Regions from separate parts of the Homo sapiens genome. Here region 2 is linked to region 1. A link is a loop called in an ENCODE intact Hi-C map of the cell type or tissue named here. Cell type or tissue: sigmoid colon. All regions are shown on one strand. Links, peaks and the distances in the headings refer to the core of each region. The heading gives the core; the rest is flanking DNA. Region 1 overlaps LOC101928331 (a long non-coding RNA gene). Region 2 overlaps LOC101928354 (a long non-coding RNA gene).

The links. Hi-C counts contacts between places; a loop is a spot of excess contacts. Peaks named below come from ENCODE experiments on the same cell type or tissue, not always from the same donor. Only the 100,000 strongest peaks of a DNase experiment are listed, where the experiment ranks them.
Region 2: it touches region 1 in a loop (3-fold over the local background); 1 of 110 quality-filtered maps calls a loop at or near these places.

Annotation. Positions count from the first base shown.
Region 1 is chr6:14,475,906-14,478,818 of GRCh38, forward strand. All of the region lies in intron 1 of LOC101928331 (a long non-coding RNA gene), which reads left to right. Among named protein-coding and RNA genes, the nearest start is that of LINC01108, 190 kb to the left of the region's middle. In sigmoid colon, for the core only: no CTCF peak of the experiment used is centred there; DNase peaks (open chromatin) are centred at 1,496 and 2,555; H3K4me3 peaks cover 712 bases; H3K27ac peaks cover 1,519 bases.
Region 2 is chr6:14,645,828-14,648,740 of GRCh38, forward strand. All of the region lies in intron 1 of LOC101928354 (a long non-coding RNA gene), which reads right to left. It also overlaps the pseudogene RNU6-793P. Among named protein-coding and RNA genes, the nearest start is that of LINC01108, 360 kb to the left of the region's middle. In sigmoid colon, for the core only: no CTCF peak of the experiment used is centred there; a DNase peak (open chromatin) is centred at 1,674.

The DNA of each region.
Region 1 (2,913 bases), core at 316-2,815:
GAAAGAGAGAAGGATTAGAAAATAGGAGGCTCTATGATTCTAAACCAAATTGCTCAAGGAATGTTTTTACCTCACTCCTGAACTGACAACAGGGGTGGGTTTCAGCACCTTCAATATCTATCTTTCCCATTCCTGCCAGTGGTGAGGAATTTGTCAACGAAATCAGGAAATCTGAATTCACCATCCCTGCTGGCTTTCCCTGAAGGAGGCCATTCTGTCCAGGTGAATAGCCAGTTACAGCATTTGGGGGTTTTTGCAGACAGAGTAACAGGGTGTAGAAATCAGAGGCACATAAAGGTTTGGGGAACGGGGCGGCAAACTGGTCTCCAGGATATTGTTAGCTATATGGAAACATGGACAGAACCAATGGGAAAGGGTGTTCTTTTAGATCTTTCAGTCAGAAAACTACAGCCAATGAGCCAGATCCAGTAGCCGCCTGTGTTTGTAAACCATCTTTTATTGGAACACAAGACACGCCCGTTCGTTTATTTATTGTCTGTGGTTGTTTTTGCCCTACGATGGCAGAGTCAAGTAGACAGAGACTGGATGGCCCACAAAGAGTACAAATTATTTACTATCTGGCCCTTTACAGAAAACGTTTGCTGACCTCAGACCTGGATTCATGCTTCTGGGTTAAAATCTGTCAGGGCATCCTGCTTGTCCCCTCATGCCTCCCTCCCTCCCACCGTGTCCACAAGGGACTCTTCCTCTACCCTAGCCCCCAACACTGGGCTCAGTCACTGGAATTCATCACTCATGGGTGGGCTCCCGGTGGGATGGTTAGCTCCTCTGCTTGCACCTGAGTAATTAGAAGGGTCGTTTCATATTCTTCTGTGTTCTCGGAGGTGCTGCCCACTTGTGCATTTGGGCAGGGAGGGCTCTGCTCCCTCAGTGGTGGTTGGAGTGAAGGAAGGATGAACCATAGACCAGAGGGTAGTTCCTTCGGCCGCAGGCAGCACTCACAGCTCACTTAATTTGCACAAAGCATACAGAGAGAACCTGACCTCTTGCTCAAGAAAGAAAGAAAGAAAATACAGCTGGAGCTGGGACTGGGAGGGAGAGAAAGGGCTCTCTTCTGGACAGGCAGCTGCTTGTGTTGCGTTGGAGTCCTCTGTCTGTACCTCCATCTGCCCTGGTGAGATAACATTTCACGATGAGAGCTGAGGAGGTGGCTCCCTCCCGCAGAGGTGCATGACTTGGCTGGAGTGTTTTGCTTCGCTGGCACACGTCTTCTCTTTTCAAGTTAGCTGAGCTCACACATCCCCCTTGCTTGTTTGCAAAGTCCATATGGGAGATGAAGGCGAGACAGTTTGACTAAGGGCAGAAGGAGGGAGTGAAGAGGAGGAAATGTGGGAGCGGGGATGCCTGGCCAGACCGAGCCTTCCTCAAATTAGGTCACTGTTTATATAAAAAGTTAAAATTAAACCGAGGACTATTTTCCAAGGTTTCTGACACTGGACATGGCTCTGTGCAGCATCCCTGGAATGCAGTGCAATAAACATCACAGAGCACATGACGTCACACTGAGGGAGAAGCCAGGGAATGTCACTAGCAATGAATCCCAGGCTCTACACAATTATGCTGGAGACAGACAACATCCTTGTTCTCTCTGACTCTTTCCTCTGAGTTTTCCTGCTGGCTTTTTCTGTTCTTCTAATTCTCACGTTTTTATCCACGAGGCAACCATGTCCCCTGAGAGTTACCACACACAGGGCTCTATGTTTCTGTTTGGCCAATAGCATAAAGCTCTTCAACAAAGCTTTGACCTTCCTTCTCCTTCCGACAAATTGTTACGGCCTTACCTTCTCACAGTGATTCCTCAACATGAAACAGCAAGGTAGGTTTCATTATCACCAATCTGCAGATGGAAAAAGCAGGCTCAGCGAGGTTCAAGGACTTCCTTAAAATCACAGAGCAAGACAGCGGCTGAGAGGCACTCAAAGCAAGGTGGTCTATGAGCTTCCCAGTATACCACACCACCCTTCTGACTGCCCTTGTCCTGGCACACCTCCGTAGGTTTGCCATGTTTAAGTGGCAATTAGAAGGGATGTTCCCTGAGGGAAGGGACTCCGGCATATGCCTTAATGCACCTGTGGTGTCCAGCACAGTGCTTGCTACATCATAGACATTCAAAAGTCCGTGTTCAGTGAAGATCCTTATATATGCCCGTTAGCCATGTGTTTGACTTTTTCTCTTGTAGTCTGGAAGGTCTTTGGAGGCCTGGGTTATGATTTTTCCTTAATATGGGGCCAAGTCAATAACCTCAACCTCTGCCTCCAAGAGATTTAAATGGAAATGAAACATTGAGTATAAGATGAACCCACCCGATCCACCAAGCAGTATTCTTTATATGGCTTCCCTAGTGTCAAAATACATCGCTTCAGGCCTGGCCATTGTTGACTCCATTGTTGACATCCTGTCTCCTTCTGGTAGTCAGATTCCTCTTCCATGTTTGAATTCTGTATCTATGTTTTTAAATAAGCCAGGAAACACTCACCCCGCCAGCTCCAAATTAGTTCTTCTTTTCATGCCTTTTCTGTTTCCTGGCTCCATGCCACAGTCTCCCTCCATTAGAATTAAGAAATAGCGCTCAGAGAGTCATATGTCTTCACCTAGTTAGCACCTTTCCTTCGGGACAGCTTCTCTGAGGGTGGCTCCCACATATGCCAGGCTTTTCTCCTAGCAATTCCTAGGTTGTCAGTGTCAGGGGCAGGGAGGAGCATGTGTGAGGATGGGTGTGGGTAGGGGAGGAGAGGGGAAGGTGCAGAACACTGTTACACGAGGCACTCTGTCGTGGTGATTGAAGGAAGCAGTTTCTTGGCCATGTGTCCAGGATGTGCTTTAAGGGAGCCAAGACAGATCATTCATATCTTATGAAGAGTTGTATTTGGAATCTTTAAATAAATAGGAAAT
Region 2 (2,913 bases), core at 264-2,763, 170 kb after region 1:
AAAACAGTTTGTTACAACTCTTTTGATGAAGTCAGTCAACAAGGCATGAATAGTAAGGTCAGGTGGCACCCTTGTCCAAGAAAAGAAGGTGGTAAGCATTGAAGAGCAAAACACAAGGACCCTGAATAGATTCAAGACAGCCCTTTATCTTTGGTTTTCTGTATAGTCCAAAGTACAGGTGAGAGAAATCCATGCTCAATGAGTCATCAACACTTACTGACCACCAATGTAGCCAAAGACTGTCTAGCTGATTCAGGGCACCAAGAGGGAAGAGTTGATATGGGTGTCACGTACAAGTCACTTCTCACTTAAAGAGTAAGATCACACCTGTAATCCCAGCACTTTGGGAGGCTGAGGCGAGCAGATCACCTGAGGTCAGGAGTTTGAGACTAGCCTGGCCAACATGGCGAAACCCTGTCTCTACTAAAAATACAAAACTTTGCGCCCGGTGTGGTGGCAGGTGCCTGTAGTCCCAGCTACTCGGGAGGCCGAGGCAGAGGAATCACTTTAACCCGGGAGGTGGAGGCTGCAGTGAGTCAAGATTGCGCCACTGCACTCCAGTCTGGGTGACAGAGCAAGACTCTGTCTCAAAAAATTAAAAATAAAAGGATAGGTAGAGCTAAACAAATTAAATGTCATGATACAGATAACTGGCAGAAATAAGACTTGGTGTATTACTTAGCAAAAATCCTTAAGATCCTTTTACAGTGCTCACTTTGGCAGCATATGTACTAAAATTGGAATGAAACAGAGATTAGCATAGGGCCTGCACATGGATGACATGCAAATTCATGAAGCATTCTATGTTTTTTTAAAAAATCCTTTTAAATCCCTCACCCATTTATTTAACATTCATCCATTCAATGTTCTCATTGTGTCATGTTATGATCATGTAGTCCTTTTCCTAAGAACATACTCTGTATGACTATATTATATTTTTGGCAAAAAGATGAATCAACCCTTATCCGTTTATCATTCAACATTCATTCATTGACTTCCCACCTCAAGCCATGCTATAATCATGTAGTCCTTTCTTAGGAATATACTTTTCCTATATATCATATGATATTTTATTTTGTTTTGCTTTTGGTGGTGGGGAGGATGGTGTATATCAGAAAACTTTCCATATTGGTTTGAGTGACTTAGCAAGAAGACACTTCCACGGCTGAATCCATTTCATTCAATAGCCAGGCAGCGAATGTAGACTCTTAGGGTTATAGAGACCTTGGAAGTGATCTCCCCAAGCTCCTTGCAGGAAAGACAAAGAAGTTATGGGCCCGACATGGTGGCTCACACCTGTAATCTCAGCACTTTGGGAGGCCAAGGTGGGGGGATCATGAGGTCAGGAGACCGAGACCATCCTGGCTAACACGGTGAAACCCCATCTCTACTAAAAATACAAAAAATTAGCCTGGTGCGGTGGCACGCCCCTGTACTCCCAGCTACTTGGGAGGCTGAGGCAGGAGAATCACTTGAACCTGGGAGGCAGAGGTTGCAGTGAGCCGTGATAGCGCCACTGCACTCCAGCCTGGGTGACATAGTAAGACTCTGTCTCAAAAAAAAAAAAAAAAAAAAAAGAAGATACGTTACTCCTGCAAAGTAATCCAGCTGCTACATCATGGAGCTGGAGCAATAGCCCAGGTCTCCTGGCAGTGGATTCAGCGTACATTCCGCTCCTTCACACTGCTGGGAATTCCAGTGTCTTACATTTATCTTCTCATAACAAAACACAGTCTGCTCTCTCCAACTTGGCCCTGGTGCTGAGGACGTCTCTGACATCCCTGCCACTCTCATCTCTGAAGGAGGATGCTTGGCTCCTCACAGTGCTATCAGCTCCCCCACCCCATCTGTGTGCATGAGGACTGAGTCCCTGTGAGGCAGAGGGTCCTCAGGCTGGAGCAGCACAGGACACGCCAGGAACAGACGGGCCAAACTGGTCTTTTTTTTTTTTTTCTTTTTTTTTTGAGACAGAGTCTTCCTATGTCACCAGGCTGGAGTGCAGTAGCATGATCTTGGCTCACTGTAACCTCTGCCTCCTGGGTTCAAGCCATTCTCCTGGCTCAACCTCCCAAGTAGCTGAGATTACAGGTGCCCACCACCACGCCCAGCTAATTGTTGTATTTTTAGTAGAGATGGGGTTTCGCCATGTTGGCCAGGATGGTCTTGATGTCCTGACCTCGTGATCAGCCCTCCTCGGCCTCCCAAAGTGCTGGGATTACAGGCATGAGCCACTGCGCCCAGCCCCCAAACTGGCTTATTTTCATTGCTTACTTGGGAGTAAAATCCTTCCATGCCTGGATCCTTTTCTTTTAGCCCCTGATACTGGCAAAATAGTTTCTCAAAGGCCTGGCTTGAGAAATGGCCATCCTCCCGCTACCCAAACCCCATTTTTCTCCAAGGTGCTTCTCTCTCCCCATTGGCAAAGCCTTCAAGTATTTTTCTGGTCAACTCAACTGCATACTGCAGTGCGTGCTCCAGATCTAAATCATGCATGCAGTCTGGTGAATTATAAGCTCCTGTTACTCCATTTCTTCAGCCTAGGTTGAAACTTCTTTCAGCTCTTCAAGGCTCCTGGAACTCAAGATCCACCCCTTCTGGCCTCTTTTAACAATTCAGTCCACGTTACCTGTGCTCTGCCAACCAGAGTCCTTCAACTAGCCTTTTTCTTGGTCTCTTCTTTTCAATGCCATGAGCCAAGCTCTGTGTGTTAGTTTTAATGGCTGTTCTCAAGGGCAAGTCACCCCCTGTACTAGTTTCCTGTAGCTACTATAATAAACTACCATAAATTTGGGGGCTTAAAAACAATAGAAATGTGCTCCTTCACAGTTCTGGAGGTCCAAAGTCTGAAATCAAGGTGTTGGCAGGACCATGCTCCCTTGGAAGACCCTGGGGAGAGTTCTTCCTGCCTCTTCA